2 separate regions of the Homo sapiens genome follow, and region 1 is linked to region 2. Evidence: chromatin loops called from intact Hi-C (ENCODE). Cell type or tissue: sigmoid colon. All regions are shown on one strand. Links, peaks and the distances in the headings refer to the core of each region. The heading gives the core; the rest is flanking DNA. Region 1 has its middle 64 kb from the start of RPS6KA2. Region 2 holds the start of RPS6KA2-IT1 (RPS6KA2 intronic transcript 1).

Region 1 (15,839 bases), core at 3,373-11,372, 230 kb before region 2:
TCCTTAATGTTCTCAGAAAGCAAGTTTTTTTTGTAGTTTTATCCAAAAAAATGCCCTTTTACCTTTGACTCTTCTCTCAAGATTCTTCTTGCTTTCCTTAACTAGGATCTGATGGCTCCTGAGAACCCACTTCCTTTGTGATCCTCTCAAGTGGAAGCAATTTGCTCTCTCTTTGCCCCTGAGACCTGAGTGCCAGGTCATCCTTCCTCTTCAGGTAGTTTTCTGACCACAGCCTTTCTATTAGCTGGACAAACATTTGCTTCTTTAAATCTCATGCAACCTGATGATGCCGCCTCTCCTCTCCTCTTAGTTGTCATCTACTCCACCTGTGTTACTACGGTGCACTCATAGGGGTCGCTGGAATCCATGCCAGTCTTCCTCATCACTACCATGCCTGCTATCTACTCGGCATCTTCCACATCCTCCTGAAAAACACATCTGACCACCTGACCTCTTCGTTCCTCGCCTCCTCATCTCCAGTGATGTTTATCTCTACTCCAAATTAGCCGTCATTCTAAACTTTGTCATCCTGGAAACTTAATCACTTCTAATTGACAAAATCATTGAGCACATTCTCTTGCCTCCATTTTCCGTCCTCCAACCAGGCTGGTTAAAAAGCCACAGTGCAGATGCCTGTCCTATCAGAACCTCCCGTCCGCTGACGAGTTCGCCACCTCATCCACCAGCCCTTCCTGCCAGCAGCTTCTTCCCTCTCCAACAGAGAGGCAGTAACTACTCTATTGCAATATTCAACGGAAGTTGCCCTTCAGCCTTTTAATTTTGATCATTGGGGAAAATCACAGCCCCAGAAGAAGTCGAGTGTTTCCTGTTCTCCATGTCTGTCTAATACCTGACAGTTGCTGGGAAAGACACACACTGGGCAGATGGTTACTATAAAAATGCATGGTACCCAACCTCATCAGCCTTTGAGAACTTCCCTTTATTCTGACCATAGCCCTATACTCACTTTGCTCTCACTCCACAATGACTGTTTTCAACCTTCTCCATTGACCTCAGCCTGACTTCCACTGGCCAGCATTCTCTCCAGAGGTTGACCTTGCTTCCCACCAGACAGAAGTTTTTTAAGAGTCATCACTCAGATACATCCTAAAATTCCTGCCTGTGACCCAACAGATTTTGCTGTATACCGACCCATCCTCTTCTTCCCTTCTGGTGATATGAAGAAAGTACTTCACCTGCTACACATACCAGGAAATTTATGACACTCTATTTTGTGTCGCAGTCCTTTCTCTTGTCGGATTTTTTATATTTTTGTGGAAATATGCCCCAGCATTTCCTATGTCACCCATGTACACACATGCCCATTGCACGGCACAGACAGGAATCCCAGCCGGACCCCAGTCCTTACAGTCACTCTCTTCTCTGCACAGCAAATCCTTGTAAAGAGATTTAACTATCGACTCTTTCCCCACTTCTTCACCATCCTTCTACTGCCAGTCTGTATTTCTTCCAATATCCATTCATTCCACATACAGCCGCCGAGTCCTCCCCGTGCCAGATCCTGCCTCATTTTCTGGGGCTACAGAAGTGAGCAGAGCAGGCAGACATGCCTTCTGTTCCAGTCGAGGGAACGGCCATCCATCCATGTTGCTTAGTCGGGTGTGTGTGTTTCCATGTCTGTTTCAGTTCAGTACAAGCCAAACAAACCCTGTAGCAAAGAGATTTCAGAATGTTGGGACTTAAATAGGAGAGATATTAGCCTCCCTTCTGGGATCCGGCCCACAGCTGAACAGTCCAGGCTGGTGTGGAAGCTCTGCTCCACCAGGTCATCCAGCAACCAAGGTTCCCTCCATCTTCTCGCTCTACCATCTTTTAGGGTGTGGTTCTTGTTTGCAGAGTTTAAACTGGGTCAGTTTCAAATTGGATATTCAGCCTTCAGAAAACAGAAAAGGAAGAAGTCTACGACAGTGGCTTCATCTTTATGGAGATTCCTTGGGAGTTCATCGATTCCCTCATATACCATTGATCTGAACCTAGCCCCATGGCTACACTTGACAGAATGGAGCTGGGAAATGTAGTCTCCATCTCCAGCCAGGTGGCTGCATGCCCAGGGGACATTCTGCCACAGTTCCAGCCTACTTGATTTGTGGTCAACTTCCGCTTTCATTTCTATTTCTTGGGTTGCACTATGGTTTATTTACAATGTGGGGATATCCTATAGCTTATATGAGTCTTTTTTTTAACTTTACCTTCTCCCTAGACAATATTATTTCCTCTGTAGCTGGTGTATTAGGGTTCACCAGAGAAACAAAACCGATAGGATATGTATCTATATCTATATTTGTATCCATACACACACACATATACACACATACAAATACACACACACACACACACACACATATATATACACACACAGATTTTATTGTAAGGAATTGGTTCGTACAACTATGGAGGCAGACAAGTCCAAAGATCTGTGCAGTTGGCAGGCTGAAGTCCCAGAAGGGCCCATGGTGTAAGTTCTAGTCTGAGTCCAAAAGCCTGAAAACCAGGAGAGCCAATGGTATAGTTTGAGAGCTGGAAGGCTCAAAACCCAGGAAGAGCTGGTGTTTCAGGTTGAGTCCAAAGGCAGAAAAAGATTGCTGCCCCAGCTCAAGGTGGCCAGGCGGGAAGGGGTCCCTCTCACTTGTGGGGGAGTTGGCTTTTCTGTTCTGTCCTTTCACTGATTGGGTGAGACCCACCCACATTGGAGAGGGCATCTGCTTGACTCCATTCACCAATTTAAATGTTCGTCTCCTCCCAGAATACCCTCACGGACACATTCATAATAACCCTGACCAGTATCTGGGCACCGTGCAGCCCTGTCAAGTTGACGTAGAAAATGGACCGTTTCAGCTGATAAACATTTGCTCGGTTAAGGAAAAATGGGGGAGGAACTGTTTTAATGGATGGTTCAGGGGCAATGATTTGAGCTGTGGATATGTTCACTGAGTTTCCTGGGGAATATTAGAATAAAGGTTTCTACCAGAGAGTGGAGATATTAGTCTGAAGCTCAGAAGGTAAGTCCAGGATAGAGATAAACTTGGAGAAATCATCTGAATACAAATGATGCATTTCCATCTACCTATTCAGGTTTCCGATGAGCATCTCCCATCTCTCATTTCTGATCACCCCCGTATTGATTCAGTCCGCACCCAGCTGATAGACTACCACCCAGATCTCACGTGGGGCTGCTTCTCCCCACAGCCTAAGTGCAGGAGACATCCTGCTGTTTCCTGGAGAGCTGCTAATCCCACTCCGGCTCTTCCCCATATCAGAGTCAGTTGCTGTGCAGCCTAAAACGGCCGTCCCCAACCTTTTTGACATCAGGGACCGGTTTCGTGGAAGACAATGTTTCCGTGGAAGAGGGGGGAGTGCAGGGAGGGAAAATGTTTGGGGATGAAGCTGTTCCACCTCAGATCATCAGCCATTGGATTCTCATAAGGAGTGTGCAACCTGGATTCCCGCATGCGCAGTTCACAGTAGGGTTCCAGCTCCTATGAGAATCTAGTGCTCCTGTGAGAATCTAGTGCTCCTATGAGAATTTAGTGCTCCTATGAGAATCCAGTGCTCCTGTGAGAATCCAGTGCTCCTGTGAGAATCCAGTGCTCCTATGAGAATCCAGTGCTCCTGTGAGAATCCAGTGCTCCTATGAGAATCCAGTGCTCCTGTGAGAATCCAGTGCTCCTGTGAGAATCCAGTGCTCCTAGGAGAATCCAGTGCTCCTAGGAGAATCCAGTGCTCCTAGGAGAATCTAGTTCTGTTGCTGATCTGACAGGAGGCAGAGCTCAGGCTAGAGAGGTAACACTCGCTTGCCTGCTACTCACCTCCTGCTGTGCGGCCTGGTTCCTACAAGCCATGGACCTGTACCAGTCTGAGGCCTGAGGATTGGGAACCCAGTCTAACAGACATAATCAGAAAAATACATTCTTCTAATTAAAACCCTGCAAGACCCTCACTGCACTTAGGATAAAACCTAAACATGTTAACAAGAGCTTACCCCATTTTCTGGCCAGTTCTGGCCATGTACGTCTCTGTGGGTCTCCTCAATGACACTGCGCTTTTCTCTGGCTCCGGGTTTGCTCCTGGGGGTTGTTCTGTTTGTGTTGTGTTTGTTTTGCCATTGGGTATTCTTCAAGCGGGCTGCTCTGCACACTTCTCTTTGCCTAGAGAATCTGGACCCACCTTTTGAGTTTCAGAGTTAGTGACCTTTTCTCAGAGAGGATGTTCCTGTCTCTCCAACCTGGGTTCAAGTCTTCCTGAGTCCATTCGCATAGCAACTCACTGCACAGCAGCCATATCAACTGTATTCATAGATTTGTCTATGTCGTTATTTGCTTAGTGACATTTTCTCCACCGGAATATTAGCTCCTTGGTGGCCAGGATAGCATCTCTCTTCCTCACCACTGTGTTTCCAGAGCTGATCCCATAGCCTAAGTGATTAATATCTATTTATTGAATAAATGGATATTACAAGCAGACTTATGTAAGCAAATAGCATATGGATCACATTGGTATCTAAAACCCAGCTGGGAGGAATGGTAAATACATTAGATGATGAAACGGCAAGCATGCTCAATCAATATTTCTTAAATGAATGAATTACTCTCTTTCTCTCTCAACGTGGAAAGATGCAGTAAGGGCTCAGGTCATTCAGATAATTATGCTTTGTGGTATGTTTCCCACCAACAACAGTAGATTCGACTAGAGGCACAGAATCACTCTAGCAGAATGCGAGTGATATTTAAAGCTACGGGAAGGTAAAGGGTTCTCACCATGTAGGGAGAGGTTCGCATCAGCTTCCTGGATCCTGCAATTGCGACTTTGGAATGCAGTGCCCCTGCCCAGTTACCAGGTGGTCAGAGCCTCAAAAAGTGTTAGACGAACTCTTCTGGGCCAGGCTTTGTTCTTCGCAGTTTCAGACATTTTTTTATCCTGGACGTTACTAGAAATCTCTCCACAATTTAGTTAAGGAATCAAGAATCACTGGAGTAGTGACTTTATTGTATTGGAAGACCGTGAATGGAGAGATGGGTGAACAGAAAGAGACTACAGAGTCTTCTAAACAATATGGGATGTTCCCAGCAAGTTCACCTAAAGGAGGAGAAGTGCCAGCCAGGCCGTCCAACTCCCGCTCCTCTGTGGCCCAGGTGAGTGCTTCAACAGGAAATAAAGCAGCCGGTTCCTGTGTTGGTCAAGTGATCTGCCAAGTGAAATTCCTTCTCAAGTCTCTGGGTATCCACATGGCAAAGAACCTCCGTGTGTGGGAGGCAGAGAGCATGTGGGCCATCCAGCCCTTTGGAGATATAAGGGCAGCGAGCCCCAGTCATAAAGAGGTTCGCCATCGTCTTGTCAAAAATGACTCATAAATTCCTGATGAGCTGCAATGTCACACAATGCACAATAGAGACATTCTATCAATTTTGTCATTTAACAGAATGGCGAGAACTATCGTTAAGGGAGAAAGGAATTTCTTTGAGGTAGGGGACAGAGGGATGTCTAAGGAAGAGGTGAGGTTCTGGCCTTCACCAGCAAACCACAGGAGTAACCTGTGCCTAAGGGGTGTGTCTAAGCTTGGTGAGTGGAACTTGTTTTTTATGAGTTACTTTTATTTTTGTGGCCTTTCTCCCTCAAATTGCTGACTCCAATTAAGCTGTTGTTTGGGAAAGCCCAGGACAAAAACCTAGTGGACACGGCTAGAGTTTCAAATTGGTGGCACACTGTATTCACAAGGATGCAAACGACATCATGTTAAATTGCGGGGGAGGGGGATATTAATGGTGCAGACTTTCTAAAAAACTGCTGGAGACATTTTATGAACAAATTGAGTGTACCCTCGATCTCCCTGGCCACAGACCAGGCGAGAGATCCTGGCTAAGTGGACTTGGAGCAGTCCACAAATATGGAACAGGGAGTCCTCCTGGGGCTTTGCGATGGAGGCGCAGGACCCTGAGTGCACGGCTGAGACGCTCCTTTTTTCCATTTCTTTAGTAGAGGCCCTGCTGATGTGCAAGGAAACCAGAGTTTTAAACTTACAAAAATAGAATCTCCAGAAAAGACACATAACTAAGGATATTAAAAACAACAAGAATCACTTCCGCGTGTTTAGCAGCTTGATCTGCAGCCTTCTCAGGAGTGGAGAAGGTCCCAGAACATCTGGATTTCACAGGCAGTGATAGGAGGCAAAATCCAATCGCTGCAGCACCTCCTGCGAGCTGCGGTGCCAGGTGCTCCTTCTGATTTAGGCTGGAGACAGGCAGACTTGCAAGGGAACAGGTGGTCAATTTCGCTAAACTTGCCACCCAACGGAAAGAGTAGCCCTATATTAAGCACTTGACTCTGAGGTGTTGGACTGAGTCAGTTACTAAAAGTGACATTGTCATATCCTTGCTGCAATCAACTGCCTCTTGCCCTCTCCTGAGTTTCGGATGATCCCGAGTGACAATTAGCCTGAATGTTTACATACTCCCGTGGAGGTTTGCTCTCTGAAATGTGGAGGAGTGAGATGCTCCATGCTTGAAGAGAAAGACAGTGTGGCTCCCTGGCCAAAATCGTCATCATTTCTAACTTAGGCGACATGCTCTCTCTCCTCCGCCAAGCCTTCTCTAAGTTCTATGGGATATTGTTAGTAAGTACCCTTGTTTACCTTGTTAAAAAGCACTTTGGAGCCTGCCGTGTTGTTTGGTTTTGTTTTTAAGATGGTTCCTGATCCGCTCTGGAAGCCAAACAGGCCAGTTAGTTATTATTTGGCATAATAACGGATGACATTTGTAACTTTTTTTTCCTTATTTCTTAATATTTTACTTAATATGCAGCTTAGAGTAGGTTTTTTTAGCATCCAATTTTCTCATGTTTTCTGTCCTTGTTTATTCTACTTTATTCTACTTTGTTCCTATGTATCTTTAAACTTTGGCTTGCAAAAGTTTCCTGCTCAGCAGAGCGTCTGCTCTCTGTCCAGTGTTATTCTGTCTTGTCCTTGAGTTTGCCATGGCTGGGTTTCCATCGTCCATCTCTGCACACGCTGGTCCCTGGGTTCGACAGAACACTTTTCTCACAGCATCTTCTTCTTGGGCATATATTCAGTAGGGGGCGATTTTAGTTTATAGCTTGAGCAGAGGTAGGAGGATAAGCGCTGTTTGCTTCTTTTATTTTTTTCTGACTACTTCTTTCCTTACTTTTCTTTTCTCTCTATCGCCTCACTTTATCCCTTTTACTCTTCTGTTCTTCCCTTATTTTATCTTCCCAAGACAACAAATCTTGACAGGGGACACTTGTGGGAGGTGGAGAACCCACACGTCCACTTCTCTGCTTCTTCCTCTTCCATGTCATTTAATTTTAATGCACGCTTGTGAATCTGCAGTTCTTTCCCCCAACACAGGACGCCCTGACCTGTAACTAACTCCAGAGGGAGGGAGGATTTCAGCTGATGGGTGACTGCTCCTGGGACACGGGGAATAGCTGCCCAGGAGCCTGTGGCCTGTGTGGCTTCCTCCCGGCCTCACGTGCTTCTTGAGCTCTCATTCTGGTCTTTGTTTTCTTTTGCTGGCATTTCAATTTCTCATTTCCTTTCCCCGTGTAAGGGTATAGAAGATGGATAAATAGATAATTACATAAATGCCTGCAATCTAGTTAGCATTGTTCTTTTGTAACATGCTTTTGCCTCAAACCAAAGGAGCCTCCACTCCTTTTGAAGATGAAATATTTAGATAGGGGCCTTAGAAAATGTCACATATGTCATGGCACGCATGGTACTAATGGTGGGGTGCAGGTAAGTCGTGTCAAAATGTGGAGTAAAGTTAAGAACACATCACGGAGAGGGTCGGAGCTCCCTGGACTCTGAGGGAGGAGGGCTTCTAACAGGGCAGCAGGGGAGGCCCGGGCTGAGCACAGTACCCTGAAAACCGGGAGGTGAGATGCGCTTGTGTGCAGGAGAGAGAGCCAGGAGCAGGGGAACAGAGAGCTTGGCGGGGAAGGTGTCGGGCGCCTGGGGCAGGGAGTGACACACGAGAAGAGTTATTTTGGGAATAGCCTGGCAGGTCTCAGGCTGGACTGGAGTGGAGAGAGATTAAAAGCAGGAAATCGTTTTGAAGGTTGTTATAGCATGAGTGAGTCATAAGATGAGGAGGGCCTAACCTGGCATGCGGGCCGTGAAAACAGAGAAGGAAAGAATCCAAGGAACTCCTGAGGTCAAGTCCTGGCAGCACTCTTAGTGGAGGCTAGAACCCGGGGCCGTAATTTTCAGGGCAATCAGATGGCAGAGTCAGGTATAAAAGGAGAAGCAACATTATGACAGAGCGCAGGTCTCCCGGCATGAGTTGGCAACGCTTGAATCTTCTAGAACCTACAGTTTTTCATTTTCTATTTTCGTTATGGTTTAAAACCATCAAGAATATATTATATGGACTGTGTGCTGTTGATTATTATGCTGTTTACTGTTGATGATCACATTAATTATTTATTTAATGCTTTCATGTAATTAATGTCCTTTATAAAACATTATAATCAAGATGGCATGCCACAGAGTAAGCCCTGTAAACACCTGTCCACAGCATGCCTGTTCAGGGTCTCCGTGGTCAGAGATTTCCCCTGAGAAAAAATGAGAATTCTAAGACTTGCCACAGTGCAGGGGCAGTGTTTGCTAAGTAGATGGTGTACGTCCGTTTTATAGCTGAGGAAACTGAGGCTTATCTAGCGGAAGGGACTTTGAGGAGTGCAACCCAGGGAGTCTCACTGTGGACCTGCAGAGCTGAGCCCCCGTCCCCTCCTGCCCCCAGGGAGCGGATGTGTCCTCATCCACAGAGAGGAAAACCAAGGCTCACGGAGCTGCATCGAGGTGTCAGAGGACGCCTGGAGTTCCGACGCGTGTCTTCGAGCTCATAGAGGGAGTTCTTCTCCCTTTGAAGAATCCCGAGAACTGTGTAAAGCTGTTTGGCACCTTGAGACATAATTCTAGCCACGCAGGTGGCTCAGACTGTCTGATCTTGTGATAGACACTTGATGGGAATCCTGTTGCCTTTCTGTGCTGACATGTCTGTATTTCCGTATTGCCTCTGGGGCTAGGATGCTCTGTCAAGGAATAGACCAGTTTAGCCCTGATGGTGTGGAATGAACAGGTCTCAGTGGTGGCCCTCAAGGACTCACTCTGGATGTAAGGACAGCTTGACACTCCCCTCCCAGAGCAGTGGATTTATGTGAAAAAGCTGTGGGAGAAAAGACCCCGTCACCCCAATGCTGGGTGCTCACGTCAGACTGGTGGGTTGTGATGTGGTCCCAAAGCAGCCTCACACTTCACCCTCCTCCCTCCACCCCTCAGCTTGGTCCTTCCCCTGACAGGCCACCTCCAGGGCTCCCAGAGCCCCTCACCCAATCCCTAGACCGGAGCCATGCGGTGGGATTGCGGGACCGTGCAGCTCTGCCACCTCCTTGGGGAGGGAACGCAGTGTGGACTCCTTGGCCACAGCAGCAGGACCAGAGGCCTCCTGGTGAGGTGGGTGGGCCTCAGCTTTGCTTCCTGCCACTTGGCCTGAGGGCCGAATATTAAAACTTTCATGTGGCTTTCTCTGGTCCTGGTGTCCTCGGTGTGTGCACAGAGCCTTGCAGAGCAGAACCCTCATGGGCACAGAGCTGCTTCCACCAGTGCTGTCTTCACTCAGCTACAGTTGGATGGTTTTGTTCAGGGACACCAAACTTTTGCCTATGAAATAGGGGGACATTTATTAAAATGCCCGAGGCTTCAAACAGCTGTCTGAGATGCCTGCACTCAGTCTCCCACACCTGTCCCACTAGGTCCCCCTGGCCTGCCTGGGGGGTATCACCTCTGACCACAGGGCCAGCAGAGCCCAACACCTACGAATCCAGTGGGGAGAAGCAGATTCCAGGATCCCCTGGAGGTTCTAAAAATCGGAACTGGCCATGCTCAGTTTAACCAACACTTTCCTCGGGATCCTTACTTATTTTTTCATTCAATTAAATATTTATTGTTTGTTCCACTGTGGTCATGTCTACTCTTTTCCTTGTATCACGTTGGGAAGCCACGCACACATATCCGTGGCAGGTGCCTGTGTGCAGAGAGTTCTGCTAACGCTGCAGGAGTGCCTTGGGATGCTACCTTCATCCCGGGCTCCTGGCCTTGAGTTCATCTTGGTGTCAATTCAGACACGAGTTCTGTTTTTGGGACAGGAAACCAGTCTTCTCTGCAGGGGTAAAGAAGTGGTGTAAATCCACATGGAAACATGGTGCTCGGCACTGAGAAAGCGAGGGCTTTGGTAGGGGAGCGCTTTTGGCGCAGCCTCCAGGCACAGGGCGGCCAGAGCCCTGCTCACCTGGGCGAGTGGGGAGGACCTGCTCAGGGCTGGCCTTCGGCAGGAGGTTCCCCTTGTACTCAGGGAGTTTCCTTTGTTTTCGGGGATGCTATTAAAGTTAGCCCTGAAGCAAGGGTGGATTTCTTTCCACTCCACTGAAATCTCTTGCTCTGCATTCAGGCTGTGCATGGTGAGGGCATTCTAACTTTGTTGCATGTAATAATTCACTTAGTCCTTGTAATTTTTTAGGAGCACAATTACGATCTCATTTTGCAGATGAGGAAACTGAGACAGGAGATGGCCCCACATGGGTTCATGTGGACATGAAGGTGTGGAAAGAGGGCTCCCAGGCTGCCCCCATGCGGGGTTTCTGTTGTTTGGCTAACCTTAGGCACGTCCTAGCCCCTAAGCACAACTGCGGTTTCAACGCTGTCTGTTGCCAGCCTCACGCTGACGCTGTCGCTCTCGCCTTCCCGCCCCCTACCTGGGGATCATGTCACCTCCTCATGGTGACACTGTGTGCCCCTCTCCTAGCCACCTGCTTCTTACCCTTTCATCCTCCAAACCCAGTGATTTTGTTTTACCCCACGGTTCTGCTCATTGCTAGGGGGCACACGTGGCCCTGCTTAATCACTTGGTCCTGACTTGTGAACCCAGCCACCCGTGGCCAGCTCCCTCTGCAGCTGCACTGGAGGTAAAAATGTGCCCCTGGCAAGGCCGGGGATGAGCAGAGGGGGCCGGGCAGGTGGGACACGAGTGGGAAATTGAGGTTGAGGACCCTGGCGGGGGCCCTGTGCAGTGTCCCAGTGGCAAAGCTTGTGTCTTTTTCAAGTTCCCCCTCAAAGATCCACCACACACGAGCTTTAGTGAGCCAGGGAGACACCCAGAGACCTCGGAGGCAGGCAGAGCAGACAAAAGAGCACCCCAGCTGCTCCACAGTGAACCTGGAAGCCCTGCCAGCTCCTTCGCCTTCCAGAGACCCGTCAGGGCCTCCCAACCCCACATACCCCTCCCACCCTGAGGTCTGCGGCCCTGTCTCCCTCCTCCTGCCTTTTGAATACTCACTCCATCTCCTCCCAGCCAATCCCTGTCCCGCTGTGTCATGCAGAGCAGCCCAGCTCTGTCCCTGCTCCTTCCCAAGCAGGCTCCCCCGTCCTGTGAATAGAACCCCCTCCCCAGTGGTGGTCTGGGGGCCTTTGTCTCATTGCCCATATCTTCCAGGTCTCACTCCTACCGCAGGGGGCTTAGAAGCATTCTTTGGACCACACATAACCCAAGATTGATTCTGGTAAAGGCAATTTTGCATCTCTGTGCACACGCATTGAGCAAATCCTGATAACGCTCCACACAGAGCCGCCGACGCAATGCTGCGCTTCATTTAAACGTGCCCAACTTAAATTTGTTTGAACGTTCTGTTTGCTCTTCAGCACAGAAAATCAAAGTTCAATAAGCCACATCTGAGCAAATTAAAATGACTGGATTCCTGCAATTCAAATAATTCAGTAAACCATCTTAATAGAAAAATAAATAGAGTGGAGTCAGCTGGCTCCCAATAGTTGAATTCTTCAGTCAACAATTTTCCCTCCAAACCACCTCTTCCTTTTCTTTAGCTTCTGGGTGAAAAACCCCGCTGGCCTCTACTGGTGTCCCCCTGCCCCCACTAGAACAGCAACAAGGCCACGCTCACAGGCAGGGAGGTGCCACTGTTGTTCTTTCAATAGTGAATATATACACAGCACCATGGACACTCAGTAATGGTGCCTTGTGCTATCAAGGCATGTGCGTGTCCAGTGCAGACTACAGCTGTGTGTTCCTCATTTGAAATTTGGGTCTAATGATCCCCTGCCCTGTGACCTTGTCAGGGTCAACGAAGCGAGGCAGGTATCGCACCTGCCATGGCTCCTGGCACGCAGGAGGAACTCTGCCCGCGGTGGCTGCTGTTGCAATGATCACAATGCTGCTACTCCCCACAGAGACCGTGGAGGCAGTTGCTGGGGCATTGCTGTCTGTGTCTGGATCTCCACGGCCCAGGCAGAGTCGCAGGTGTCCGTGAAGGCAGGGCAGATGCCTTGGTTGGCTTGTGTCTTCATATGGCTATCTCAATAGCATGGAGAATGGGCGCAGACAGAGCTGCCCTCTGCCCTGCACCCAGTCAGTCCCTCCGGACTTGTACTCGATCCTATTCTCCCCTCACCCCTGTTCTTTCTCCTTCAAACCTCGGGTGAAGGAAGTGGTGGTGCTGTCCTGGATTTGTGGCCACACTGTAATTGGCACATGTTAATCCACCAGGTATGCACAGAGCTCCTACCATGGGTGCTGCTGTGAGTGCTCTCGGCTTGGTGCAGGAAACAGCTCCTGAACAGGTCCTCAAAACATAGCACAGTTAAAAGCAGTGACATAGGTACCATGGAGATACAGGCATGGACCCAGCTCAGCCGGGGAGCAAGGCAGCTTCCCAGAGGAAGCCAGGAGGCTGAAGCATGAGCAGAAGTGAGCCAGTGAGGGGTGGAGAATTCGGGGCAGAGAGAGAAGGAAAGCTAAGCCACATGGGCTGCAGGATCAGATGCACTGATGGGCTGGGGCCTGTCAGCAGAAGCCACATGGCCTTGGGTGCAGAGCATGTGTGCTGGCTCCAGAGTATCTGGGAGGTGCTGGTTTGGCATCAGAGGTTTCAGAAGTTCACACCAACCTGCTTGGATTTCAGGGCTTGTTCTGGGTCATTTCACCTCCCTGCATACAAAAAAGCAGAAAAGTTGCTCAGGAGCCCACCAGGTGACATGGAGATAACCCTGGGCCAGAGGGTCCCACAGTAGGAGAGGTCGGGTTGCTTTGCACGGTCTCCACACATCCTTGTTCCCAGTGACAAATCCTCATGCCTGGTGCCCGATATGCACCCTGACTCCTGTTCCTGGCGGCAGGACTCAGCAGGACCGACCTTACATGAGCATAGGATGGCCCTTAGGTCAATGCTGTCCTGATCTCTTCCCATCTCTGTGGGGTAGAACTGGTGTCACTGCCAAATAAGATTCTCGATCCTTCCGTAGGTGTCTGGAAAGGCACCTGGCTTATCCCAGTCATTCGTTCTCATTAGCCCTAAGACCTGAGGCTGTGAATGTAAAGACCTCACAGCTCCTTCGTCTCAGCCCCTTCGTTCGCCCTCTGTCCCCCTCCCTCCTAGGGCATGGGCCCATCGTCCATCACCATGGTGCATTGTCTGCGGGATCACTCGATGGTAGGAGTTAAAAGCAGTGATGTAGATACCATGGAGATAGAGGCACAGACCCAGCTTAGCCGGGGAGCAAGGCAGCAAGGAGGTGGTAGGAGATGTGGTGGGAGAAAGGGCACCAAGTACCTGGCTGTGTGAACCCAGCTTGAACCTCAGTCCTACAAGGCTCTTTGCCATAAGAAACGTGATGCCCATAGAATTGTCGTGAGGGTGAAGAGTGGTGGTGCACGGGGAGGAATTCTTTCAAAAGCTGGGATGCAGTGGGAGCTCAGGAAGAGTCTATGGATTTGAATCCAAGATCTTCCCTAATCCTAGGGAATGAAACTGTACTCCAACAACTCTCAAAGATGCATGGCTATGAATCCATCAGTTCACCTCCATGAAACTAGGGCAGAAAGAAAGTCAGAGGTCTGGGATCCTTGGACTCTTGTCCCGAGTGTCTGAGGGAGGACAAGTGGGATGGACAGTGATAGAAATGGCCAACAGATCATTTTAACCATTGCCCTTCTCAGCCTCTGTCCTCCCAGCCTGCACACACACCCCACACTCCATCAGGGTCCTGCCTGAGCTTTCCTCGGCCTCTGTCCTTCCAGCCTGCACACACACCCCACACTCCATCAGGGTCCTGCCTGAGCTTTCCTCGGCCTCTGTCCTCCCAGCCTGCATACACACTCCACACTCCATCAGGGTCCTGCCTGAGCTTTCCTCGGCCTCTGTCCCCGCAGCCTGCACACCCACCCATACTCCATCAGGGTCATGTCTGAGCTTCCTTGTAGTGCTGAGCTCCGCCCACTGGATGGGGACTTCGAGGTTGGGGTGCTTCCATGGAAGCCGGTTGGCCCTTGCAGGGCTCTGGAGCTACCATCCCGCAGTGACATCTCCCTCTTCCTGCAAGGGCCTCCCTGCAGTGTGGCTCCCAGTACCACGCTCTCTCAAGTAAGGATAGCCTCTTTTAGCTCCTCCTCTGGCACAATGTTTCTTGTTGCTTTTCAGATTTGTAAGACATTCTCTTATTATAAATTGGAAAGAAGGAGAAAGGGCATTTAATTATTAAAAAGTAGGTTCAGAATTTTTCTTAGAAAACAAATCAAGTTGTTCAGGGGGAAGGGTGATAAATGTTCAAGTTGGGAGGTAAAAGCGATGTAGGCTGGAGGTGAGGCTTTCGGGGATGGAGCTGCACTGTGGATACATCCAACGGCATCTGCCGGATTCCTGGGGCCTCTGGGGCAGAGCAGAGGAGGGCAGAGAGCAGGGTGAAGGCTTGAGGATGACTGCACCCGGTGAGACCCCACCTTTGGTCTCTGGTCTTCCTGGTGATGCAGGACAGGTGAGCCTCAAATTGGGGCTTAGCCTTCAAAGGGTCTTGGCTTCACCCAGGAGAGAATTCAAGAGCAAGCAGACGGTAGGGTGGAAGAAAACAGCTGTGTTGAAGCAGCAGTGTTACAGCTCTGTGACTGCTCCTGCAGAGCAGAGTTACCTGCTAGGCAGAAAGTAGCAGCTCAGGGCAGGCCTGCAGTCATATTTATACGCACTTTAAATTACATGTAGATTAAGGGGCAGTTTATGCAGAAATTTCTAGGAAAAGGGCAGTAACTTTTGGGTTGTGGGGTCATTGCTATGAAAAGGGGCGGTAATGCCTGGGGGTTGCCATGGCAATAGTAAACAGACATGGCACACTGATGGGTACATCCCCTGACCTCCGTCCCTGTGTTAGCAGGGTCTCAGTTTGGTCCAGTATCTGAACCCTGCCTCCAGAGTCAAGTCCCGTCTCCTACCTCACTGGGGAGGTTGGGCCCTGTTTTCTGATCTCTGTCCCCAGCTACATCTAGATGACAACACCTCCTTATAGACTCCTCCAGTTATCTTGGGTTCCTACAAGAGCGTGTCTGGGATAGGGTCCAAGATGAACTCCTGCACGGTAGCCCCTTGCTGCTGCCTGGTGAGCTCTGGGTCCTGAGAAGGGAAGGGGAGGTGCCGTGGCTGTTGTAGGCCTGCCTGGGGGCTGGAACCTTAGGGACCACAGCTGCCGAACACCCCAAGGACCTCTCGCTAGCTGCTCTCTCCTGTATCTCCAGGCTGTCCCAGCCTCACCCACCATGTGGTCGGACGAGATTCAGCTACCAGCGTATCAGCGGTGGAGTGAGGCCCTGGATGCGAAAAGCTCCAGATGTGTTTCCCTTCTGTGTTCTCAGTCTGATGTGCTCTGACATATTTGCGCCTACCTAGTTATCCAGAGACATTGATTTCCTTGGCGGGGAAGCACGTTGGGAAAAGGAACATTTACTGATTAATGGAAGGAAATATTTGAGTCA
Region 2 (15,839 bases), core at 3,214-11,213:
ATGCCTGTAGTCCCAGCTACTCAGGAGACTGAGCTGGGAGGATCACCTGAGCCCAGGAAATCGAGGCTGCAGTGAGTCACGATCATGCCACTGCATACCAGCCTGGGCGACAGAATGAATCCCCCCAAAATAAAAAAAAAAATCCATTCACAGGCACTGCACTGCACTTTAGTCATTGATATGAGAGTTCCAACTGGTTGCAAAATTATACCCTTAACCAGAGAACAGCAATTGGAGACACAGACCCAGATAAACACATTAGGTGACGCCCCAATTTGGAGATAGACCACAAGCCATTTAAACAAACAGGATCAGGTGTTATTACTACCGAGAAGAAGTGTGATTCTTGAATCTTCTGTTCCCCTGAACCTTGAACTCCTATTTGCCCTGCATTAAGGAACTTAACGACAAATTGCTAAGCCTGACAGGAGGGAATTCCGGCCTTCTGTGCTCACAGTTTCTGTCCCTGTTCTTGTCAGTGCTTCATGATCTAGATGAGTGGCAGCAGTCCTCTAGAACCAAGGAAGGCCTTCAGTGCGTGTCATCCGCATCCCGTAGCGAGCCAGCCGTGATTCCAGCATCAGCCTGATACCTTCCGATTCTCCCCGCCCAGAACTCCACTCACCGTCATTTGTCCAGTGGGTTCAGTGGAGATAAAAAGGGGGAGCCGAGTGCAAAGTCACCTATTTTAACAAGAATAATAAACCTGACTGCCCTGGGAGGGTTGACACAGGTTTCAAGGTGCTGAGTGCAAAAGTCCTCCTCCTGTTTCATGTTTCCCCCTGTAATTGGAACCCCTGTAATTTTTTAGTGATAACCAAAGTGTTATTCCCCTGTTGACTCTTTTTGCTGAGGGCTTAAAATACAAACATGGTGCAAAATCTTACTACCTTAGGGGAAAGGAGGTAAAGATAGAAATGTGTTGATTGCAGTGATCCAGGTAAACCCAGCATATACCAGTTACATAGTAGTTATACCAATACCTGTATTTCCTCTGCCTCTCACTTTCTAAAATTCCTGCAGACCATATTTGCAAATGATGAACAAGAAGGAAATACAGTGGGTACAAAATGTGAAATAGATCCTCCAAAGAAGTACAGCCAACAAGTTGCCACACCTGTGCGTGTACCAGGGCCTCTGAACTGTTTGTTCCAATCTCCAGCCTTTTGAGAGTGCCTCTGGCCATGCGTCCAACAGTCACCAAACAAAAGAGTAGAGGAGAGGCACACTTCAGAGGAGGGTCTTTCTGTTAATCATCGTGACCAGAAGGACTCTTCAACCCAGAGTTCTGGTCATCATCAAAGGAGGCCTGCACACAGGATGGGCGCTTGGGGAGGGCTGTTTGGAAGTCAGACTGTCGCTCTGGAAATTTCATTACAGCAGCCACTGGTGCGCCTGCGAAGGCTCATGCCAGCTGCTGCGATTGCAAAGGCCTGGGATCAGATCCCTGGGCTCAGGGTTTAGAGGAGAACAAGGGAGCTAGACTGGGGACCCGGAGGGGCCTCAGCAGGGAGTCCTCGGGAAAGACACTTCAGAAGGTGGGGCACCTCAGCTGCTTTTCAGACATGTGCCTCCAAACCCAGTACCTGTAACTCATAACCTCTGGTCTGATTTTGAACAAGCTACCCAACCTGTGTCAGCCTCAGTGTCCTCGTCTGTAAAATGGGAACAGCAATTGTGCATCGGATGACTGAGATGTCCGTGTGCTATGTCTGTCCTATGATTCTGCGTCCTCATGGAAGGAGAAACTCCTGAATGTGTGCCCTTCCTCTAATTCCTTCTAGATGGACTTTCACGTCAAAGTGTGAATAACACAAAGCTGAGAGTGCTGTGAGAGTGCCTTCAGGGGCATTTAGTATGTGGGTTCGTTCCTAGCACCATGGCCCTGGCCAAGCTTCCAGGGTAAGGGGACTGTCTCTGAGCCGTTGACCACCTAGAGGCGCTTTCTGAGGCCACCACAGCCCCCGAGCCTCCTCCACATCACTGCCCAGAGTGCGGAATGGAGGGGTGGGAGGGGTCAGGACACGGGCAGTTCCAGCCAACGATGGCACCATCTGCTGTGACTCCCGGTGACCTGCGCCACTCCAGGCCAGCTTCCAGCCGGACAGGCCGGGCCACACCTGTGCTGACCACAGCATCCCCGGGCAGCCCCGCTCTTCCAGGAGTGAGAGCTGGACATGAGGGGGGCTCCACGAAGGGGCATACATGGCACAGGAGGCTCTGATTTGGAGCACAGCCGTTAGGAGTTGGCAGCGGAAAGGAACACAGCTTGCAGAACAGGGGAGCCGGGCCCCAGGGATCAGACCCTCCCCAGCCCTGGGCCCGGAGCTGGCAGGAATTCCCCAGCCACCGCCGCCACTGCCCCTTCCAGCCAAGCCCGCCTCTTCTCGGATTCGTGACCCGGGAGGATGGGCTCCTCTGTGGCCGTCCCATCCTGGAGAAAACACAGAGTCCTAGAGCTTTAGGGCCTTTTGTTTTTAATTAATAGACTTTGTGTTCAGAACAGTTTTAAGTTTACAGAAAAACTGAACAGAAACTGCAGCAAGATTCCACGGCCCCTCACTCCCTGCCCCACCGCTTTCCCGAACAGTAGTGCCTCCGTGAATGGGCACGCTTCTGCAGTCGGTGAGCTGAGCTACTGACTAAAGGCCTTGTCCACACTGGGCTCGTTCTGGGGGGACAGTGGCGATTTCTGGCAGATGAGTGGACATGTATCCACCGTTAGGGAATCATGCTGCCTGAAAGGGCCCCCAGCGCTCCGCCTACTCCTCCCTCCTTCCTTTCTGCCCCAGGGCCTTAGGATTGTACGCAACAAAGTAAGGGAGGAGGTTAGGTAGAAATAACAGAACAAAGCAGAGATATTTGTAAGCAGCCTCCAGGTAAACACAGTCACCTGTCTGAGCAGGCTCAGGGGTGGCCAGGTGTGGGCAGGAGGCTGGGCTCTGGCTTCCTCCGGGACTCAGTCCTGTCAACTCCTCTTCATTTCCTGGAATCCTTCCCTCCCGGGTTAACTGCAGCAGCTTTGCCAGGAACTCTGCTCTGCACCTTCCCCTCCGGCCTCCTGGGAGGTCCACCTGGTGCTCACACTCACAGGCACCTCAAGCTCCTGGGGGTGACAGTGGGGTGCTAGGCAGCCGTCACATGCAGCAGGCAGCACCTGGCTGGCCTGTCCCATGCTTCTCTTGACCACCTCTTTTGCTCACTCCAACCCCAGGCCACCTCTGCCTCACAAGCCCTCGGGGCTGAGTCGTGGCTTTCTGAGCTGGGGGCATCGGCAGGTGCGCAGGTGCCTTGGGCAGGAGTGAGCAGCCTCTGGGCTCCTTCCCACGGCCCCACCTCTGCACATCCCCACCCTCCACACTGCTGCATTGGAAACTGTCAGAGAACCCCATCTTGGATTTGTTCTGATGATCATTTCTGTGTTGTTGACAGGTGCTGGCATTGACGGAGTGGAGGAAATTAAGCGCCATCCCTTCTTTGTGACCATAGACTGGAACGTAAGTTGCATGCCACAGTCCCCACCTGCACACGCGTGACACAGAAGTGGGTGGAGGGAACATACGGCTTGGTGCAGAGGGTCCTCAGTGTCCGGGTCACAAGTAGGTCGGAGGTGAATGTAGACAAGCCACCTGCAGGCAGGGAGCCCCCAGGACCCTGCTGAGCGGGCTGGCAACTTGGGAGGCACAGACACGTGAGTGCCCCTCCCTCCAGCTTGAGGCCTGAAGTCCCCTCAGCTTTCCTCCTTCTACTCTCCTCTGCCCATCAGAGTCGAGGCTTCTGTCCTCCCTGCACCCACTCCCCGGCCTCTCCGAGCCCTGCATATTCCCGATTGCTCCAGGAGTGACTGTCTTCTAACCTCAAGGGCTGAACAGACAAAAGTCATGACAAGCTGCTCAACCAGGACCCTTTAGTGCTAGGGCTATGGGCAGGCCCAGATTCGATACTGCATTTTCCATCGTTAGTCAAGCTGATGCCCACGTGGAAGTCACATTTAAAAAAAAAAAAAAAAAACAACAGTGCCGAGTTGTTGGAATAAACTGGAGCTTCTGTTAGTGGAGTTATTGGTAAAGCCTCCATTTCCAGTTCTCTGGGCCAGGCTGGACATTGTCTGAGAAGTTCTCGTATCTCACTTTTCACCAAGCTACAAGTGTCAATTGCCTATTTCTGCCAAGACGCCAACTCCGAATGGTGAAGCAGTCAGCGTCTGACGCGTCCCCCACACAGGGAGTTCTCGCGGCTAAAACTCGGAGGCTGTTCCTTCCATCTGAGGAAGGCGATACCTCCTTTCCTATCAGTTGCTTTCAGCTCTTTCCTTTAGGTTAACACAAAAACAGCTATGTTGGGATTTTCTTTTCCTGACCTAACAAATTAACCTCAAAAGATTTTAATGGAACACTTTTTAAGATTTAAATGCCCTCTACAGTATAGAGTTTATTATCTGCTTTCGCTTTCCTCTCTGTCTTCTTTTTTTTTTTTTTTTTAGTCTCGCTCTGTCGCCCAGGCTGGAGTGCAGTGGCGCGATCTCGGCTCACTGCAAGCTCCACCTGCCAGATTCACGCCATTCTCCTGCCTCAGCCTCCCGAATAGCTGGGATTACAGGCGCCCCCACCACGCCCGGCTAATTTTTTTTATATTTTTAGTAGAGACAGGGTTTCACCGTGTTAGCCAGGATGATCTCGATCTCCTGACCTCATGATCCACCCACCTTGGCCTCCCAAAGTGCTGGGATTACAGGCGTGAGCCACCGCGCCCGGCCTCTGTCTTCTTTATGTCCTCATGGAGTCCGGGGCCTCCACGCATTTCATTAAGAGGTGGGCCCCACCTGCAGCCCCAGACCTCTCCTCTGGGAATGTGTAACACCAGTGCTGGATAAAACCAGCCAGCTCTCCTCTTCCTTCAGCCTGAGCCCCAGCAAAGCACTCAAACTGGGGAAGAGTGATAACTTTTTAAAACCTAGTTTTACAGTTCTGACTAAAGAACTTTCGTAAGATTAGACTTCTTTTCGAAAGTAAGATTAGAGAAAAGAGTGTAAAGTTTCAGGACATCTGTGCCTCCCAACCAGGACCTCCAAGAAATGAAAACCAAGGCCTCCCTTTGGAGTCTCTTACTTAGCTTCCCTGAAAATTTAGGCTTATCAGAAGCTCAGGCTGTGCTCACCTCACAGATGGGCACCTAAGGTCACTGTCATTCGACTCTGCGTTGGAATGTATTTTCTATGGAGACTTCACCTTACACGGCGTTTAGATCTCAGGCAAGCCTGTTTCATGAAGAATGGACCTGGGTGTCAGCCTGTGGATGGTTAGCACAGCACTGTGCCTGGAACCCAGATGCCTGCCCCTCAGGGGGTCACAGCATGTTGCATCCCCTCCCCTGCCTGCCAGTGGTTAAGGTGGGACCACACAGCTTCTCCCCGTATGATCTGCTTCTCCATTTATCCAGCCCTTTCTGCTGGGCGTCCCAGTCTCAGGCACTTTCCAGGGCTGGGGATAGAGCCGTAGATGGAACAAAGTCCTGCACCCGTGGGTCTTGTGATGACTTGGCAGAGAAAGGCGGTGGACAGATGGGTCTGCACATGTCACAGGAGGACACTGTGCTGACAAGGAGGATGCAGCAGGGGACAGATGGAGAAGCACACGAAAGTGGTCAGGACAGCCACACCTCACCCCTCCCATCCTCACGGAGCCTCCTTCCCATGCCTCCATGGAACAGGTTCCCCCCAAGCACTGGCTCCAGCTGGTCTGGCTTCCAGGGCCCCTCCTGCCCAAGTCTCCCAAGGGCTCACTGGTCTCCTCCTTCCAGTCTGCCATTCAGTGTCATCTTATGAGACCTGTCCTGCGGCTCTTCCAAACTGCAGCTCCTCTCCCAGCACCCCAGCCCCCGGCCTTGCTCTGTTTTCATATCCCTTATCACTTTCTGACTCGCCTCAAAATACCATGTGTTTCTGATGTATATTATTATTTTCTGTCTCCTGCCACTAGAATGTAAGCTGCAAGATCAGGAATCTGTGGCTTAGAGGTGTATCCCACAGCTCTAAAACAGGGCCTGGCTCAAAGGAGGCACTTTATGAATCCCTACTGAGTGAGTGAATGGATGAGTGAGGGAAGGAGGGAGTGAATGAGTGAGGGAGTGAATGAATGAGTGAGTGAGTGAATGAGTAAGGGAGTGAGTGAGTGAGTTAATGAGTGAGTGAATGAATGAGTTAATGAGTGAGGGAGTGAGTGAATGAGGGAGTGAGTTAGAGAGTGAATGAGTGAGGGAGTGAGTGAATGAGTCAGTGAGTCAATGAGTGAGTGAATGAGTGAGGAAGTGAATGAATGAGTGAATGAATGAGTAAAGGAGTGAGTGAGTTAATGAGTGAGGGAGTGCATGAATGAGTAAGGGAGTGAGTTAATGAGTGAGTCAACAAGTGAGGGAGTGAGTGAAGGAATGAGTGAATGAGGGAGTGAGTGAATGAGTGAGTGAGTGAATGAGTAAGGGAGTCAGTGAGTGAGTTAGTGAATGAGTGAGTGAGGGAGTGAGTGAATGAGGGAGTGAGTGAACGAGCAAATGAATAAGTGAATGAGTCAGTGAATCAGTGAATAAGTGAGTGAATGAGTCAGTAAGTCAGTGAATGAATCAGTGAATGAATGAGTGAGACTCTCAAGACAGGAGTCACAGCTGTCGAGGGAGACTTGCCCCCTCCATTTCCTCACTCTCACACTCTAGTCCTTCCTCCAGAGACCATGCCTGGGAGAATGGAGAACCAGGATTGCTGGGCTGGGAGGGGGAGCTGCAGGTGGGCAGGGCAGCATCCTGGGATGGGAGACCCTGAGGGCTGCAGCTGGTAGGAAAGAGAAGTCTCTTCACACCGAACCCCCAGGTGACACAGTGCAACACAGAGCACTCAGCCAAGAGTGGAGCCACTCCAAAGTATGCATGGCCCAGAAGGGCTTACGCACTTGCTAAGACAACCTTGTGAGATGCCTGGAATTTTAACAATACGATGGATTTGGAAAACTATGACACATTAGATTAATGTGCATTCCAGAATGCTGAGGTCCGGCGAGCTCTGAGCAGAAGCCGCCTTTTTCCTGTGGCAATAAGAGCCTTCTCTACACAGCGCCTCTGCTCAGGGTGCTCTGGTCTCCCTGTGGCTGGAAAGCAAACACAACCCAAGAAGGTGGCATTTCTGCGTGATTTCAAAGGAATCAGACTAGAATCAGAGCTGAGAAGTTCCTTTTGTTGCTCTTAGCACTTAATTTGATTTTATTTTGGCCTTGTTTTCGTTTTGAGAGAGGTCCTTGTGATTGATCAGAACCAGGCGTGTTTCCTTCATGTCTGTACTTCCCAGAGGAAGGCAGGCAGCAGTGCTAGAGGAATGGCAGGCTCTTGTTCTGCCCAGCGCCCTGAACCCACACAGCCCGTGAGTGGCAGAAGAGCTCAGAAATGCCACTTTTGCATTAATTCATGCATTTGATAAATAACGCTTGGTGCTCACCCTGGTGGTGCACCAGCAAAGTGTCCATGTCCATGACGTCACAGCTGGAACGCAGAGCCCCGTCCTCCAGCTGCTCACAGACTGAGGAGTCTGCTGTCCCATAACGCCATCATCCACCGATGGAAGAGGTTTGTGCACAGTGAAAGTGGCCAGCAGAAAGAGAGAGAAATGATGCCTGAAAGAGGGCGAGTGGAATTAACCAGCAGAGGGGCAGAAGGAGGAGAAGAAGGATGCTTCCAGCAAAGATGTGTAGGCATGAAAACACCGTGTTCAGGACACCGCGTAAACTGCAGGCACAGTCCCGCTCCGTGATGGTCTTAGAAGCTGTCAACATCTTGCTAGGATGAGTCCAGTGGTCCCCCCATCTCAGCTGATCCTCTCTCATGAGTCAAGTTTGCCCGTGTGTTCTCCTGTGTCTGCGGCCCCAGTAGCAGCCCATGTGTCTTCATGGCTAACCTCAAACCCCAATAACACATCCAGGCAAGCCATCAACCCATTCTTCAGAAAGCAGGGGCTAAAATGCAAGATGTTTAAAGGTATTTATTTAAGGGGTAATTTTACTCCGTGATGTATTTGTCCAGATGTGCCCATTCTGCTTTTCGGCAGCTCAGAAAACTGAAAACCACAGTTCAGCCTCATTTGCAAGAACTGTTAACACCAAAAGCCGTTCCCTCTGCAATGCAGACACTCCTTAATGACGAATGAGAAGACATTTCCTAACCACTAGATTTCTGCCTGGGTACTTCACCCAATGGCTTGCCTCAGGATCCAACTGGGAAAATATTAGGATATTTATTTTGCTTTCTGCTGCTCTCTGTGATCCGATACTGCCAGCAGATCTTTTTATTTATTTATTTATTTATTTATTTTTTTAAGTAAACACCTGTCATCCCACTGCTGTCCCCGGGGTCTTCAGTGGCCTGCTGGAGCAGGACCCATCTGCTGACAGTAAGTGTGGGGACGGTGGAGGTGTGGGCTGCTGCCTTTTAATTTAGCTTCAGAGATGAGCGAGTGAACGTCTGCACGGGAGCCATTCCTTCTGAAGGCCAGCTCTGCTTGATGAGCTGAGTGAGAAGCCACGAGTTAATGATCGGACTACAAACCTCTGCAGAGGATACGGCAGAGTCCAGCAGATAGAAGCTGTGTTGGTTTTTCCCCCGTGGCTGAAGCATGCTGAGAACACAGAATTAGCACGAACCCAAAAAAAGCTTCGTAAAAGTTAATCACTGCAGACAGCACAAGCCAGTCTGAGGACGGCTCCCAGCCCAGCCTGGCGTCCCTTGCAGGGGGACCCAGGGAACTGCAAATATTATTACAGGCAGTGAATGATGATGCTGGAGACACACAGTCACCAGGGAGGGACATCTTTGTTTCTGGAACTCTGTCCAGGGCCTAGACCCTTAGTATTGCACTGACTCTTATTATTACTGTTATTCGTTATTCATGATCAATACTAGTAGCTCATGTTTATGTTCTTTGTACAGTTTGAAACCCTTCCAAGCACACCATTAGCTGTGATGCTGTGAGATGGGAGAAACTTGTAGAGGAGACTGAGGCACAGGACAATGAGAAGCTTGAGGTCGCTCGGTGATCTGGCAGCGCGTGGGGTGTGCCCTGAACTTGGCTGTTGTGTGTCCTGGCAGGAGCAGAGGGTGGGTTCCGGGTCTTCAGGCCACTTTGGTCTTCTTGCCCACAAGTGGAGTATTTGCAGTATGGCGCAGAGAGTGGTTTGGGGGTGTGGGAGCTGTAGGCTGCGGGTCAGGGCCTCACAGCACAGGCGTCTCCATGCAGCTGTTGCTCCCATTGCCAGCAGCGAGATTTCTATCCTTTTATTCCTACATTATATACACTAGGAGCACTCCCCCTTCAGGGAACCCAGCAAGGACTCTGTGCAATGAATCATCACCCTTCAGGTGCTTCTTCTGTTGGACCCACCTACAGCCGGGTAAACTGCAGGCACAGTCCCGCTCCATGAGCCACTGACCTGTCACACCCATCGTGACGCTTTGAAAATCGTTTAGATTCTTCCTGCGGCGCTTTCGATCCTGTCTTCTCTCTGGTCTGCATATTTTTGCATTATTATTTTAGGAATAATCTATAAATGTGCCCTTTGCCTTATTGGAGCGTATTAATTCCAAAATGCCTGAAGCCAAAACCGTCTACAGAAGGCAGATGTTAGGGTCTGAGACCCCAAACTAGCATCTGTTTCCTATGTCATCACCCAGTTCCCGTTTTTCTGTTGCTGTCTCGGTCCTCTTCTCACTTAGCTGAAGGTCTTTAGTATAAATAGAATCCTGATGGGCCTGCTCCGGGCTTCCTCACGTGCGCTTGTTTCCCGTGAAATTCGTTTCAGCCCTGCGGCCACACTGTGTCATTCTGACATCCTGGGACAAATGAGATGATTTTAAATGTGCCTGGCGAATTTGATCATGAGACTGCATTTTCTCTCGTCGGTTTCGGCATGAATTGTCCCAGAGTCTCAGAAAGGGGGGATCCAGGGCAGAATTGCCAGTGTCTGTCTCGTTAAGCTCAGAATCCCAGGTGAGATGCTGCTGCTGTTTCACTCTCAACACAACCCTGCCTACAGTGGTTTACATACAAAGCAAGAGGCCGGATGACTTCTCCCCCAAAGCCTCAAACCCGTTCTTAGGTTTGCACATGGAAAGAAAAAGCATACACAGTAATAACACATATTAGCACCTTCCAAATGTTTACGCAGCATCAGGAAGACATTGACCGGCCTTTAAGATTGCAGCAAGCCTCGAGGAAGCCGTCCAAAGGGCCAGAGTGACCGGCTCCAGTTGGCCACCGGCGGCCCGCACAGAACCTCACTGCCTGGCCCAGACCAGAGTGAGAACGCAGCAGCCTCCAGCAGGTGGGGCATGGTGGTCTGCAGGCCCCAGTGAACAGGCTGTGTTCATAGCTGCGGTTGGCACACGGACCCATGTTACGGGGTGGCCAGTTGCCTGAAGGCTCCCGCGGCACAGAAGGAAGGCCCTGGCCCTCAGCAAGCGCTCCGTCCACTCTCACACGCATGCCTCCCTCTGGTCTTGTTGGGGTCTGTGAGCTGAAAGCCTGGGCTCACAGCCGAGGGGTGGAAAGCACGGGGAAAGCAGAGGCGGGCTTCCTCCTGCTGCCGTGTGAGGGGGAGCTATTTGTGTGGTACAAAAGTGCTACGGGACTACCTGGGCTTAGGACCTCCTCACTGGGCATCCCAGGTGACTCGCAGCACCGGGCTAGGCACAGATGGGGCAGAGCACAGGGGAAGTCTGAGCCCAGCCCCCAGGCGCAGTGTCCTGGGCTGGAGGGAACCGGGACCTGACTTAGCAGCAGATACTTAGTATTAAAGGAGTGGGATGGCCTCAGCCCAGAGGAGGTCACAGCAGTACCAGTGCTGGGCTGTGAATCTGACTTAGAAGGCAGGAAGGTGACAGCCTCTGGATGTGAGCCTCCAGAGGCAGGGTGGTCACAGATAGAGCCTGTGCTTTCCTGGACAGCTGTGAAGCGAGGCTGTGGTGCCTGCCCCATCGGTGGACGAGGAGGGAGAAGGATGTGGCCTGTAGGAAGCCAGGCAGAGCCTGCAGCCCTGCCCCACCGGGGGTTCCATGGGGAGGGGAAGGGGTTCCAAGGACAGTGGCCAGTCGCCTCAACATCCAGTCCTCCTTCTTGAAGAAGCTGGTTGACGTTGCACTTTTGAGGGTTGGAGCAGAAACAAGGCAGGAAGGGTGAGGTAGAGAAGGAAGCAGGCAGGGCCAGGGTCTCCCACCTTCACCCTGGGTGGCACCTGCGCGATGCTGTGTGGTGGGGCTGTTATGGGTGGCTGGGTTCTGCACACCCTGGCCTCCACCCCTTGGGAGCCTGCAGCGGTCACACAGGTGTGGCAGCCAGCAGTGTCTTTGGGCACTGCCAAATGTCCCAGTGGGGGCAAAACCCCTCTATGAAGAAGCACTGGGCACCAGGCTCTGGGGATGGTTTTATCAGAGGCTGTGGTGGGGCAGGGGCAGGGGTGGGCAAGATGGGTCCCCAGGATGATGGAGGAAGAGCTGGCACGGAGGAGAGGAGCTAGAGGGGCCATGTGGGCCCCTGCTTTCCGGAGGTAAACACTTCACACTGGAATGAATACGTGACAACCAGTTTTGTATTTTATTTTGTTTTTAATGGAAATCTCTTGTGTAAATAAATTCCTCCTCATAATAAAAGTAGGAGGCCTGGCTCTGTGCTGGATCGAGCTAGTGCGTGCTCTCTCTCTTTCTTACCCCCTTCCCCTCCCCCTCCCCCATTTCTCCCCTCCTCCCCTCCGTCTCTTTCTCCCCCCACCCCCTCTCTCCCCATCTCTCCCCATCTCTCTCTCTCTCTCTCTCCACCTCTCTCCCTCGCTTGCTCTCACACAGAGGGAGGATGTGATTTTGACTTCAGCAGGATTCTTAATAGCCCGGCTCTCAGGACTCTCTGGGTGGGGAATGGGCTGCACTGGCCTGTTCGTGGCACCCGATGGCCTGGGCTTCCCAGCTCAGGAGACTTCCTCAGGCAAGCACATGTGTCTGGGGAGATTATTCCCACCTGTCCTGTGCCTCACTGCAGAAAGCAGCGTCTTTTCATTTCTGAAAATGGCTTGAAGAGTAACTCGGTGCTAATGAAATCTATGCCCCCAAGGCAGGAAATGAGCAAATAATTCAGGGCTGAATTCAATCCTGTTTCTCCTCCGATGGTTCCCGCGTGCACGCCCTGAGCTCTTGCACATCAGGGCACATCCTGCTGCCTGATAAGCCCCCGGGGGAGCTCGGGGGCGTCTGTTGGCACCTCGCCCTCCTGCAGTAGCTGTGGGCCCTGGTTTCTGGCCTGGGCTCTGACCCAGGTGCTCCCGGATAAGCAGAGCAGGGTGTGCCCCAGGTGGGACCCAGATGTCAGACGCCCTCCTCCCTCCTCTCCCTTCCCGTCGGGCCTCATCGGAGGAGGTGTTGAAATTTGCTTTCCAGAGATGTAGAACAGGTTTTAGCTGGAGTCACTGTGTCCATTTTCCAGAGCTGCACGGCCATGAGGGTCCCTGAGTCCAGAACTGAGCTCTAGATGGTCACACACAAGTGCCCAGGACAGGACTCCAGGCTGGATGTTTTCTGCGAACACCGTGGGGACCCTCCCTAGGCAGGATTAAGGAAACCCCATGCTCAGTGGGGGGCAAGACCCCAGCCTGGCCCTGCCCTGCTGCTGCCCTGCTAACTACCAGGCTGGCCCCTCAGCACACTGGCATGGCCCGTGCCTTCTGTCGTCAGGGTGATTTGACTAAACCCAGCATCCTCTACTGAATCTGCCCGGAGGTCCCTCGGCCTTCCAGTCAGGCCTCAGGCCCCAGTCCTCCCTCCAGTGCCCCTCCCCCTCCACACTTCTCTCAGCACTGGGCTCCCCCGGCTCCCTCCATCTAAGCACCACCTGCAGCATCACCCGCCTGAGGACTACGCCAGGTTCCAGGTACCTGTGTGTGCTTTCTTTACATTGAATTCCCAACAGAATGCCTTGTTGCCCTAGAGGATTGAAAACAACACATCTCAGCTTTGGAAAGCATTGTCAGGCAGGCAGCTCTGAGACCGGAGCACAGAGGGCTGTGGACTTTCTGTGCCTTCTGTCCAAGGTCCTGTTGGGGAAATAAGTTTGGGCCCAGAGGGGGCATGGGAAGGGCCGGTTCTCTGCAGATGCAGGCGTCCTCCTGTCGAGGAGCCTGGGCGCCCTCATTCTGACACCCAAGGCAGGTTTCTGGCAGAGGTGCCAAGGCCCCAGAGCACAGGCCCTGAGACACTGGCAAGAGAGCACCCTGGGGTGGCTCTGGGTCGGCGGTTTTTGCAGTGCCCCGCAGAGCTGAAGTTCCGTGGTGCTGGCCCCAAAGTCCCAGGGCAGGGAGGAGAGAGCCACACGGCCTCTTCACTGCTGTCCCCAGTGGGGGCAAGTGGTGGCTGTCCTGTATGATTTTACTTGGAAAAGAAGATTCTACTACCAAGAAGAAGCTAGAAAACTATTGCCCTAAAATGAAGAACACTTGGCATGTCCCCAAACCCTCATACCTCAAACTATGCCTTTTCTATACCTTTCTATAATACATCGTTATTATATATGCCATAGTATCTATCATACTACACATAATATATTTTATGCCATCTATATTTCAGAGTATTTAGAAATCCCTTGTAATCCACAAGGCCAATGCAGTCTGTGATAAGAACATCCTTCCCTCCCCACAGCAGGTTTCTCTGTCCCCAGTGTTCTGTGGCAATGTCTGTGCATCCTCAGTGCCCTGTCTTGCTTTCCTTGTATTAATAGACGCTGTACCGGAAGGAGATCAAGCCACCGTTCAAACCAGCAGTGGGCAGGCCTGAGGACACCTTCCACTTTGACCCCGAGTTCACAGCGCGGACGCCCACAGGTGTGTGCCACAGTGGTTCCCTCTATCGGTGGCTTCTCCCACCTGACCCCTTAGAGACAGATATCTAGGAACAAGAAATTCCCATGCCTCAGAATTCTTTTCATGGAAAATAACTGTCCATTCTGTTTGGGTTTTTTGTTGTTGTTTTCTCTGCTCAGTGATAAAGGTTTAAGTGATAGCCCCAGTTCTCTGTTGTTCCCTATATAACCTCCACCTTGGAAATGATGAAGGTATCCTTATTCCAAGACACCGGTCCAGTTACTTCCTGTGTCAGAGAGACACACAGCAAGAGCAAGAAAAGAAACTGGAGGCAATTAAAATCCCTCTTTCAATTAAAGTGCATTTACGGAGAGGGAAGGCTGTCAGTTATGTCTATAGATTTATGAGCTATAGATATTATTCATGCAAAAAACAGAAACCCATTTGAAAAGTAGTATCGGCTACTAAATAGCACAGCAATTGGATGCATAGATTTGGTCTCCTGGTGTGTCTGAAATTACTCTTGGGGTCTAGCAAATTTCATCAGAACTGGTCAGCTCCCTTTAAAAGTTATCTTTTTGGGATATTAATGAATTAAAGTCTGCTTTTTTATATATGGTAATTATCCTGGTCTGATAGGGCTATCATAACAAAATACTACAGACTGTGTGGTTTAAACAACAGTCATTTATTTTCTCACAGTCTGGAGGCTGGAAGTCCAAGTTCAAGGTACTGACAGGGTTGGTTCCTGGTGAGAGCTCTCGCCTTGACTTGCAGACAGCTGTGTTCTTGCTGTGTCCCCACGTGGCCTTTCTTCTGTGTGTGCAAAGACAGCAAGATGGAGCTCTGGTGTCTCTCTGTCTTCTTATAAGGACACTAGTCCTCTTGGATTAGGGCCCCACACTTTTATCCTCACTTAACTTCAGTTATTCTCTTAAAGGCCTGTATTAGTCTGTTTTCACACTGCTGATAAAGACATACCTGAGACTGGGCAATTTTTCAAAAGAAAGAAGTTTAGTGAATTTACAGTTCCACATGGCTGAGGAAGCCTCACAATCGTGGCAGAAGGCAAGTAGAAGCAAGCCCCATCTTACGTGGATGGCAACAAAGAGAGAGCTTGTGCAGGGAAACTCCCCTTTTTAAAACTCTCAGATCTCATGAGACTCATTGACCATCATGAGAACAGCACAGGAAAGACCCACCCCCATAATTCAGTCATCTCCCACCAGGTCCCTCCTACAACACATGGGAATTATGAGGGCTCCAAGATGAGATTTGGGTAGGGACACAGAGCCTGAGATTTGGGTGGGGACACAAAGCTGAACCATATCAAGGCCCTGTCTCCAAATACAGTTACACTTGGGGGTAGGGCCTTAACATTTGAATTTGGGAAGGACATAATTCAGTCCACAACACTAACAGTATGCTGGTTATGTACAAAACCATCCACAAGCTCCTTCTGTAGACATAAGTGGGACAAGTCCAGGGAGCTGGTGGTTGGCCAGGCTGCATCTTGGATCTACGGGGATTCACTGTATTTTTTCTCGCTGCTTTTGAATCTGAAATTTTCTTATTTTTTAAAAGATAATCGGGAAACAAATATATGGTCAACCACAAAATGTCAGGTAGATGAAGTTAGAGAATCCACTTTGTTCCTCCAGATTCAGCTGTTGGTGAAATCCCTGTTTCCCATATACCCAGATGAACACATTGAGGAGGGTGTGAGCGTGTGCAGATAGGGAGGGTTGCGGGGCTTTTAGCGGGACTTTTGATGGGCCTAGGCCAGCTCCTGACCCAGGCCACATTGGTACCAAGAACAGGAAGAAAGCTGATTCCGGGCACTGTAAACCAGGGAGTCATGCCACCGGCTGCTCAGTTACTTCTTTTGGGTCATCCTGCAGTCCCCAGGTAGAATTAAAACTATCATTATAGCTTTGGTTCATCACTGATTCATGATGTAATGAGGCTGCC

Evidence for each region. A loop is a pair of places that touch in the nucleus more often than their neighbours do. Peaks named below come from ENCODE experiments on the same cell type or tissue, not always from the same donor. Only the 100,000 strongest peaks of a DNase experiment are listed, where the experiment ranks them.
Region 1: a loop joins it to region 2, with 2.1 times the contacts of the local background. A loop is called at or near these places in 3 of 110 quality-filtered maps.

The regions. Positions count from the first base shown.
Region 1 is chr6:166,683,582-166,699,420 of GRCh38, reverse strand. It overlaps a transcript of RPS6KA2 not described here and the pseudogene IGF2BP3P1. Among named protein-coding and RNA genes, the nearest start is that of RPS6KA2, 64 kb to the right of the region's middle. RefSeq lists enhancers at 4,659-5,858, 8,968-9,636. In sigmoid colon, for the core only: no CTCF peak of the experiment used is centred there; a DNase peak (open chromatin) is centred at 8,048.
Region 2 is chr6:166,457,499-166,473,337 of GRCh38, reverse strand. RPS6KA2 (ribosomal protein S6 kinase A2) reads left to right here. Exons shown (of 21, transcript NM_021135.6): 11 at 3,433-3,497; 12 at 13,787-13,889. RPS6KA2-IT1 (RPS6KA2 intronic transcript 1) reads left to right here and starts at 7,955. Exons shown (of 4, transcript NR_046793.1): 1 at 7,955-8,013; 2 at 9,831-10,018; 3 at 10,197-10,352; 4 at 12,500-12,675. RefSeq lists enhancers at 2,008-2,911, 2,912-3,815. In sigmoid colon, for the core only: CTCF peaks have their summits at 7,311 and 7,511; DNase peaks (open chromatin) are centred at 7,044 and 7,507; H3K4me3 peaks cover 598 bases.